3 separate regions of the Homo sapiens genome follow, and regions 1 and 2 are each linked to region 3. A link is an interaction called in ENCODE POLR2A ChIA-PET data of the cell type or tissue named here. Cell type or tissue: B cell. All regions are shown on one strand. Region 1 overlaps GNG7 (G protein subunit gamma 7). Region 2 overlaps PALM (paralemmin). Region 3 has its middle 16 kb from the start of TCF3.

Region 1 (2,500 bases), 940 kb before region 3:
GTCCCACTGGATTGTCCTACGGTGGCCAGTCTGCAGCTGTGAGCTCTGGGGACCAGTTCCTTTAACCCAGCGTGATGGTTTGCTGGGGCTCTGTAACCTCAAGCCACAGACTGGAGGAGGGCTTTAGCAACAGAGATTTCTTCTCTCTCTTGGTTCTGGAGGCTGGAAGTCCAAGACGGTAACAGGTGGGACCCTGTCTGCTCTGGCACTCGGGACGTGGTGCGCAAACATCACTGCAATCCACCCAGCTGTCCTGCACAACGGGATTCCAGCAATGGCCAAAATAAGGCTCACGGAAGAGAGCCTGAGGTCCTCCAGCAAGTGAGCGGCTAAACTGCAGTTGTTACCCGGACCTGTCGGCTCCCAAATCCCAGGGCAGGACCAGGGTCAGGCAAGCAATGTATTCACACTGGGCACAAAATTGAAGGGGGCGCTAAAAAACCTCAGCGACCAAGATGAAATAACACTTTAGTGTAAAACAAAAATTAGCTGGGTGGGGTGGTACGTGCCTGTAGTCCCAGCTCCACAGGACACTGAGGTGGGAGGATCATGAGGCTAGGAGTTCAAGACCAGCCTTGGCAACATAGTGAGACCCCCATCTCTACGAAAAATTAAAAATTAGCCAGGTGTGGTGGTGCATGCCTGTAATCCCAGCTACTCGGGAGGCTAAGGCAGGAGGATTGCTTGAACCTGAGAGGCAGAGGTTGCGGTGAGCCAAGATCGCACCACTGCACTCCAGCCTGGAAGATGGAGTGAGACCCTGTCTCAAAACAAAAAAAGAGAGAGAGAGAGAGAGAGAGAATGTACAAGAACTAGGTAGGCATGATGTTTGTACAACGTTGTGAATGTGTTGAATGCCACTGAATTGTTCACTTTAAAATGCTTAATTTTACATTATGCAAACCTTACCTCAGTTTCTTTAAAAAGCGGGTCAGAAGGTGGCTTTGGAGAAGGCACACTGATTTTGGCTGTGGTTGCAGGCCTGCAGGGGTCTGATGAGGCCCTCAGTGCCAGCAGACAGGGTTACCTGGAGTGGGGAACGCAGCAGGCCCCCTGACAGCCTCAGTGCAGACCCCGGGAGAGTGTGTCCTCCGTGTCTGCCCCATGCAGGGAAGGCCTTTGAGACTCTGCCATCTGCATCCCCTGCTGCAGAGAGAGGGGGTTGCCCGGGAGGCACCCGGCCCCTTGCCCTGGGGTGTCCGGTGGCAGCCAGGGGAGCTCCTCCAGGTTTCCAGGTTGCTGGTCTCGTGACTCTGCAGATGACTCGAGAGGCACAGGTGTGCCTGCATCTGGGGACACGTGAGCCTGCTGCCCGTCCCTGGATTACTGACCTGCGTCATTTGGGGGTGCAGGGGAGCTGCACCGAGGCCGTCAGTGTGCCTGCTGGGGCGCCCACCTCCAGAGACGATCTCTGTCCTCCCGTGTGTGTGAAGAGCCCGTCCCTCCAGCCCGCAGGCCTTGCCTTGCAGGGGCTTCGGGGACTTTTTTTTTTTTTCCCAGGGGCAAATCCCACGTGGGCGGAACCTCTCCGCAGCAGGTATTACTCTTGCGTTTCGGTCTTTCTGCTCCTCAGACATCCCCGCTCTTTTCCTCCACCCACGCTTCGCCACCTGTGAATCGTTCTGACTTTTAGGTGTGAAACCGACGTGCCACGCTCTGTGTCATGAGTGGCAGGGCGGCGACCTCAGCCTAACCTTTATTTATTTTTTTTTTCCTCCACCTTCCCACTGACTTGGCTTAACCTTTTTTTTTTTTTTTTTCTCAAATACCATCTGATCTTCTGATCTCCCTCAAAGAGCTGCGTCTCAGGTCGCAGGTGAACTTTCTGGATGGTGTGGTCTGCGTGCGTGTGTGCGTCTGGCTGCCTGCCAGGAGGGAACCGCTGTTGCTGCCCTGTGTCGCTGTCGCCTGAACGTATTGCTGTCCTGGGGGGACTGCTCCCTAGAAAGCCTCCGTGCCGTGTCGTTGGTGAGCGCCGGTCTGTGCTGACACTGCAGGCTACTTCCCAGTGCCCACGATGACAGCTCTGCCTCTGAAGTGAGAAGCGGAGACGCCACTGGGAGGGGCGGGGGGCGGAGGGCACGGGGTTCAAGTGCCAGGCTGAGCCTACATGGGAGGTACTTGCAGACTGGCCCCAAGTGGGTTTTATGTGTTGTTAAAATACATAACAATGTAGTTTAGCTTGCCCCATCCTAATATGTATTTCTTTTTCTTTTTTCTTTTCTTTCTTTCTTTTTTTTTTTTTTTTTACCATTTTAGTCTTTCTTTTTTTTTTTCTTTTTGAGATGGAGTTTCACTCTTGTCGCCCAGGCTGGAGTGCAATGGTGCGATCTCGGCTCACTGCAACCTCTGCCTCCCAGGTTCAAGCAATTCTCCTGCCTCAGCCTCCCAAGTAGCTGGGATAACAGGCGCCTGCCATCATGCTCGGCTAATTTTTTGAATTTTTAGTAGAAACTAAAAATGTTAGGGTTTCTCCATGTTGGCCAGGCTGGTCTTGAAC
Region 2 (2,500 bases), 950 kb after region 3:
CCCTCCCTGGTCTGTGGGCCCTCAGAAAGCTGCACGTAGTAGGTGCTTAGTAAAATGCAAAAAGCAGGCCGGGCGCGGTGGCTCACGCCTGTAATCCCAGCGCTCTGGGAGGCCGATGCGAGCGGATTACCTGAGGTCGGAAGTTCGAGACCAGCCTGGCCAACAGAGACGGTAAAACCCCGTCTCTACCAAAAAATACAAAAATTAGCCGAGCGTGATGGCAGGCACCTGTAAAACCAGCTACTTGAGGAGCTGAGGCAGGAGAATTGATTGAACCCAGGAGGCGGAGGTTGCAGTGAGCAGAGATCACGCGCTGCACTCCAGCCAGGGCAACAAAGCGAGACTCCGTCAAAAACAAAACAAAACAAAACAACAAAAAGAAAAACGCAAGGAGCACCGAGCCCTAGACTGGGGCTGAGCTTGGCCTTGACCTTCCCAGCGACCCTCAGGCTTCCAAGGCTGTTGCAGCGAGGCAGGGAGAGGACGGTAGGGGTTGGCGGTGGGTGTCCCAAGCTCTGGGCGGCATCAACAGGGGGAGGCCCAGGCTGACGGGCAGGGCCTGGCGGGAACCAGGGGTGAGGGGTGGGAGACAGGTTCCCCCGACCCCCAACATCTTATCTTCCCAGAGACTGAAATTACAGCCTGCCCTTCGTGTCTGCTGCCACCCCCAGCCCTCTCAGCCTGGTGTCAGGGCCCAGAGCCAGCCCTGCCTCCAAAGAGCCCTCGTGCCTCTCTGGGCCTCAGTTTCCCCATCCACGCAAACACGGAGGCACAGATGCCTGCAGCTCTAAGGCCTCCTATGACGTCCCCCTTGTGCCCCCATCCCCTCCCCCAGTTCAGCAGAGAAAATGAAACTGCACAGTGCACTGGCTCACCCCCAGCCCCGCCTGGGAGGCTGCTCCGGGTCAAGACCTCCCTGGAGCCCGAGGCGCCCCGCCTGCCCACCCCACTCGGGTTTGGTTTCCTGGCCCTGCTGAGGCCTGTGAAGTTGTCCAGCTCCCATGCCCCAGAGGTGACCCCACCGGCTCCTCCCTTCCTGGCAGGTGACACCTACCCTTCCCGGTGCCTCCCAGGGGCCCGGGAACACCAGCTGCGCCCTCTGTGGCTTTCCCTTCTCCCTCCTCAGGGAGGCTGGGTTCAGCTGCCTTCACCGGGTGGGGTTCAGGAAAGGCTTGATCCAGCTTTCTGGCTTGGGGGCCCTTCCTGAATAGCCAGCTCAGCTGGAGTTCTCGGTCAGCCCCAGCAACGGGTGATGCAGGCAGTGAACCATCCACTGTGCGTTCCCTTGAGGCCCGGGCCCTCGCTTCCTGCCTACCCCAAGTTCCCCACCCTAGCCCAGGCCTCTAGTGTTCCCTGCCAACTCCCTGCCCCCTCACAGCTCCCTCTCCACCCGCCAGCCAGAGGCAGCTTCTCAAAAAGAGAATCAGACCCTAGGCCAGGTGTGGTGGCTCAAGCCTGTAATTCCAGCATTTTGGGAGGTGAAGGCCAGTGGATCGCTTGAGCCCAGGAGTTCGAGACCAGCCTGGGCAACATAGCAAGAGCCTGTCTCTACAAAAATAACTAACTAACTAAATAAATAAAAAGCCAGGTGTGGTGGTATGTCCCTGTGGTCCCAGCTACTTGGGAGGCTGAGGTGGGAGGATCACTTGAATCCAGGAGGTTGAGGCTGGGTCGAGCCGTGATTGTGCCACTGTCTCCAGCCTAGGTGACAGAGCAAGACTTTGTCTCAAAAATAAAAATTTAAGGCCGGGTGCGCTGGCTCACGCCTGTAATCCCAGCACTTTGGGAGGCCGAGGCGGGCGGATCACGAGGTCAGGAGATCGAGACCATCCTGGCTAACACGGTGAAACCCCGTCTCTACTAAAAACACAAAAAATTAGCCCGGCGTGGTGGCGGGTGCCTGTAGTCCCAGCTACTCGGGAGGCTGAGGCAGGAGAATGGCGTGAACCCGGAAGGCGGAGCTTGCAGTGAGCCGAGATTGCGCCACTGCACTCCAGCCTGGGCGACAGAGCGAGACTCCGTCTCAAAAAATATATATTAAAAAAATGAAAATTTTTAAAAATGGGCCAGGTGCAGTGGCTCACGCCTGGAATCCCAGCACTTTGGGAGGCCAAGGCGGGTGGATCACCTGAGGTCAGGAGTTTGAGACCAGCCTGACTAACATGGAGAAACCCCATCTCTACTAAAAATACAAAAATTAGCCGGGCATGGTGGCACATGCCTGTAATCCCAGCTACTCAGGAGGCTGAGGCAGGAGAATCACTTGAACCTGGGAGGCAGAAGTCACGGTGAGCCGAGATCATACCATTGCACTCCAGCCTGGGCAACAAGAGAGAAACTCTGTCTCAAAAAACAAAACAAACAAACAAAAAATTTTTTTAAAATTAAAAAAAGAAGGCCAGGCACGGTGGCTCATGCCTGTAATCCTAGCACTTCGGGAGGCCAAGGTGGGCAGGTCACTTGAGGTTAGGAGTTTGAGACCATCCTGGCCAACAAGGCA
Region 3 (2,500 bases):
CACTCCAGCTTGGGCAACAAGAGCGAAAGAAAGAAAGAAAGAGAGAGAGAGAGAGAGAGAGACGAGGGAGGGAAGGGAGGGAAGGAAGGGAAGGAAAGGAACGAAAGAGAGAGAGAGAGGGGAGGGAGGGAAGGGAGGGAAGGAAGGGAAGGAAGAGAAGGAAAGGAAGGAAAGGAAAGGGGGGGGAAGGGAGGGAAGGAAGGGAAGGAAAGGAAGGAAAGGAAAGAGAGAGAGAGGGGAGGGAGGGAAGGAAGGGAAGAAAAGAAAGAGAGAGAGAGAAGGGGGAGGGAGGGAAGGGAAGGAAGGGAAGGAGAGAGAGAGAGAGAAGCGAGGGAAGGGAGGGAAGGAAGGGAAGGAAGGGAAGGAAAGGAAAGAGAGAGAGAGAGAGGGGAGGGAGGGAAGGAAGGGGAGGAAAGGAAGGAAAGGAAAGGAAAGAGAGAGAGAGAGAGGGGAGGGAGGGAAGGAAAGGAAGGAAAGGAAAGAGAGAGAGAGCGAGAGAGAGAGAGAGGAGAGAGGGGAGGGAGGGAAGGAAAGGAAGGAAAGGAAAGAAAGGAAAGAAAGAGAGAGAGAGAGAGAGGAGAGAGAGGAGAGAGAGGGGAGGGAGGGGAGGGAGGGAAGGAAGGGAAGGAAAGGAAAGAAAGGAAAGAGAGAGAGGGGAGGGAGGGAAGGGAGGGAAGGAAGGGAAGGAAAGAAAGGAAAGAGAGAGCGAGAGAGAGAGAGCGAGAGAGAGAGAGAGAGAGAGAGAGAGAGAGAGAGAGAGAGGAGGGAGGGGAGGGAGGGAAGGGAAGGAAAGAAAGATAGAGTGGCAGAGACTCTGTGATTCCTGTGAGCCCCAGAGGCAGGGACCCCATAATCCCCAAGGGTCCCTGCAGCTCCCAGAGGCAGGGGCCGCTCCCAGGGCAGAGACCCTGTAACCTGTAACCTGAGGGCCAGCACCCCCCAGGCCAGGTGAGGAAGGCCCCGGTCCTCACCCCCTCACCGCCTCCGTAGTTTCAGAGCTACTGCACCTTTAAAATCATGTGCCAAAATTAGCAGCTCTGCTGTCATTAATATGCAAAAATGCAAATCAGGAACTGATTAAGCCCCAGCCCCAGAGGATGTTTCTACAGTGATGAATTCTATTGTCTGCGAGGGTGGTGGGTGGATGTGCTGGCGAGGGGGGATCAGGGGTGTAGATCCCGGAAGGGAGGGTCCTTGGGGGGAGTCCCAGCTCCGCCCCCCTAGTGCACACACAGCCCCTCCCAGCTGCCCTCCCCAGGACCAGTGGGTACGGGCAACTGGGCCAGGTTCCCTGTGTGACGGGGGAGTGTGGCTGGGGGTGGCCCGGGGAGGGACTCTCAGGGCCCTCACCCTGCCTGCTCCTAACCCGGGGAGGGACTCTCAGGGCCCTCACCCTGCCTGCTCCTCCACCCGGGATTCCCCTGGCCTCTGCCTGCAGAGTTTCAAATGCCTGTAAGGCGATTCCTTCGAAATTCTCCTTCCCCATCTGGCTGGGAGCCCCGACGGGCTGAGACCTCTGCCCTGTGGTTCCCCAGAGCACCGCTCTGAGAGGGCTCTGCAAACACCCTGCATGTGGGGAAATGCAGGCTCACAGGGGGAGCGATGCGCACAGGGTCCCCAGCCCGTGAGAGGGTCCTGGGCTCCTCCCGGTGGGTAGAGACCTTCATGCCAGCACAGAGGTGCTGGCTGACGCAGGGGTGCAGGCAGCAGGGAGTGGGGTGGAGCGGGAGGTCTGGAAGAGAGGGTGCAGCAGTGTAACCAGCCCCTGTCCGGGCCAGTCAGGGGAGTCCCCAGTGTGAAGGGGAAGGAGAGAGAGGCAGAGACAGAGGGAGACAGAGAGGCAGAGAGAGACAGAGAAAAAGACAAGAGATAGGAACAGAAAGAGAAGGAGACAGAGAAGCAGAGAAGGAGACAGAGAAGAACAGAAACAGACAAAGAGACAGAGAGATAGAGATACAGAGAGGCAGAGAGAGAGACAGGCAGAGAAACAGAGAGACAGAGAGGCAGAGAGACAGGCAGAGAGAGACAGAAAGAGATAAAGAGAAACAGAGAGACAACGAGAGAGATGGAGACAGAGAGAGATGGAGACACACACAGACACAGAGAGACTGACAGAGACAGAGGGACAGAAAGAGATACGCAGAGACAGAAAGAAACAGAGACAGAGACAAAAAGACAGACAGAGATGGGGAAGAGAAAGAGACAGAGACAGGGAGGCTGACACAGAGAGAGCACAGAGAAAGAAGACAGAGAGAAACAGACAGAAAGAGACAGAGACAGAGAGACAAAGACAGAGATGGAGACCAACCGAGAAAGGCTGAGGGGGACTCAGAAGGGGACCCAGAGGCAGCGTGAGCCGACCCAGCGCCCTCCCTCTGCACAGGCTCCAGCTGGCCTGGGGCCAGCCACCAGCTGCTGCCTCCCGCCCACCCTCCCCCACTGCCAGAGCCCCAGCTGCCACCGCCACACACACGGCCACCCTTTGGCGGCCCCACCAGCT

The links. Peaks named below come from ENCODE experiments on the same cell type or tissue, not always from the same donor. Only the 100,000 strongest peaks of a DNase experiment are listed, where the experiment ranks them.
Region 1: POLR2A ChIA-PET joins it to region 3 with 5 read pairs; 1 of 35 experiments calls an interaction of 5 or more read pairs at or near these places.
Region 2: POLR2A ChIA-PET joins it to region 3 with 6 read pairs; 1 of 35 experiments calls an interaction of 5 or more read pairs at or near these places.

What each region holds. Positions count from the first base shown.
Region 1 is chr19:2,607,312-2,609,811 of GRCh38, reverse strand. The region is part of intron 2 of GNG7 (G protein subunit gamma 7); the gene reads left to right. Among named protein-coding and RNA genes, the nearest start is that of MIR7850, 22 kb to the left of the region's middle. RefSeq lists enhancers at 171-310, 821-960, 787-1,640, 1,201-1,770, 1,641-2,495. In B cell, no CTCF peak of the experiment used is centred here; DNase peaks (open chromatin) are centred at 11 and 1,491; H3K27ac peaks cover 886 bases.
Region 2 is chr19:721,462-723,961 of GRCh38, reverse strand. The region is part of intron 1 of PALM (paralemmin); the gene reads right to left. Among named protein-coding and RNA genes, the nearest start is that of PALM, 14 kb to the right of the region's middle. In B cell, no CTCF peak of the experiment used is centred here; a DNase peak (open chromatin) is centred at 1,260; H3K27me3 peaks cover 1,301 bases.
Region 3 is chr19:1,667,802-1,670,301 of GRCh38, reverse strand. No RefSeq gene overlaps it. Among named protein-coding and RNA genes, the nearest start is that of TCF3, 16 kb to the right of the region's middle. RefSeq lists an enhancer at 608-1,358 and a silencer at 2,295-2,344. In B cell, no CTCF peak of the experiment used is centred here; DNase peaks (open chromatin) are centred at 1,261, 1,281 and 2,411; H3K4me3 peaks cover 1,960 bases; H3K27ac peaks cover 2,339 bases.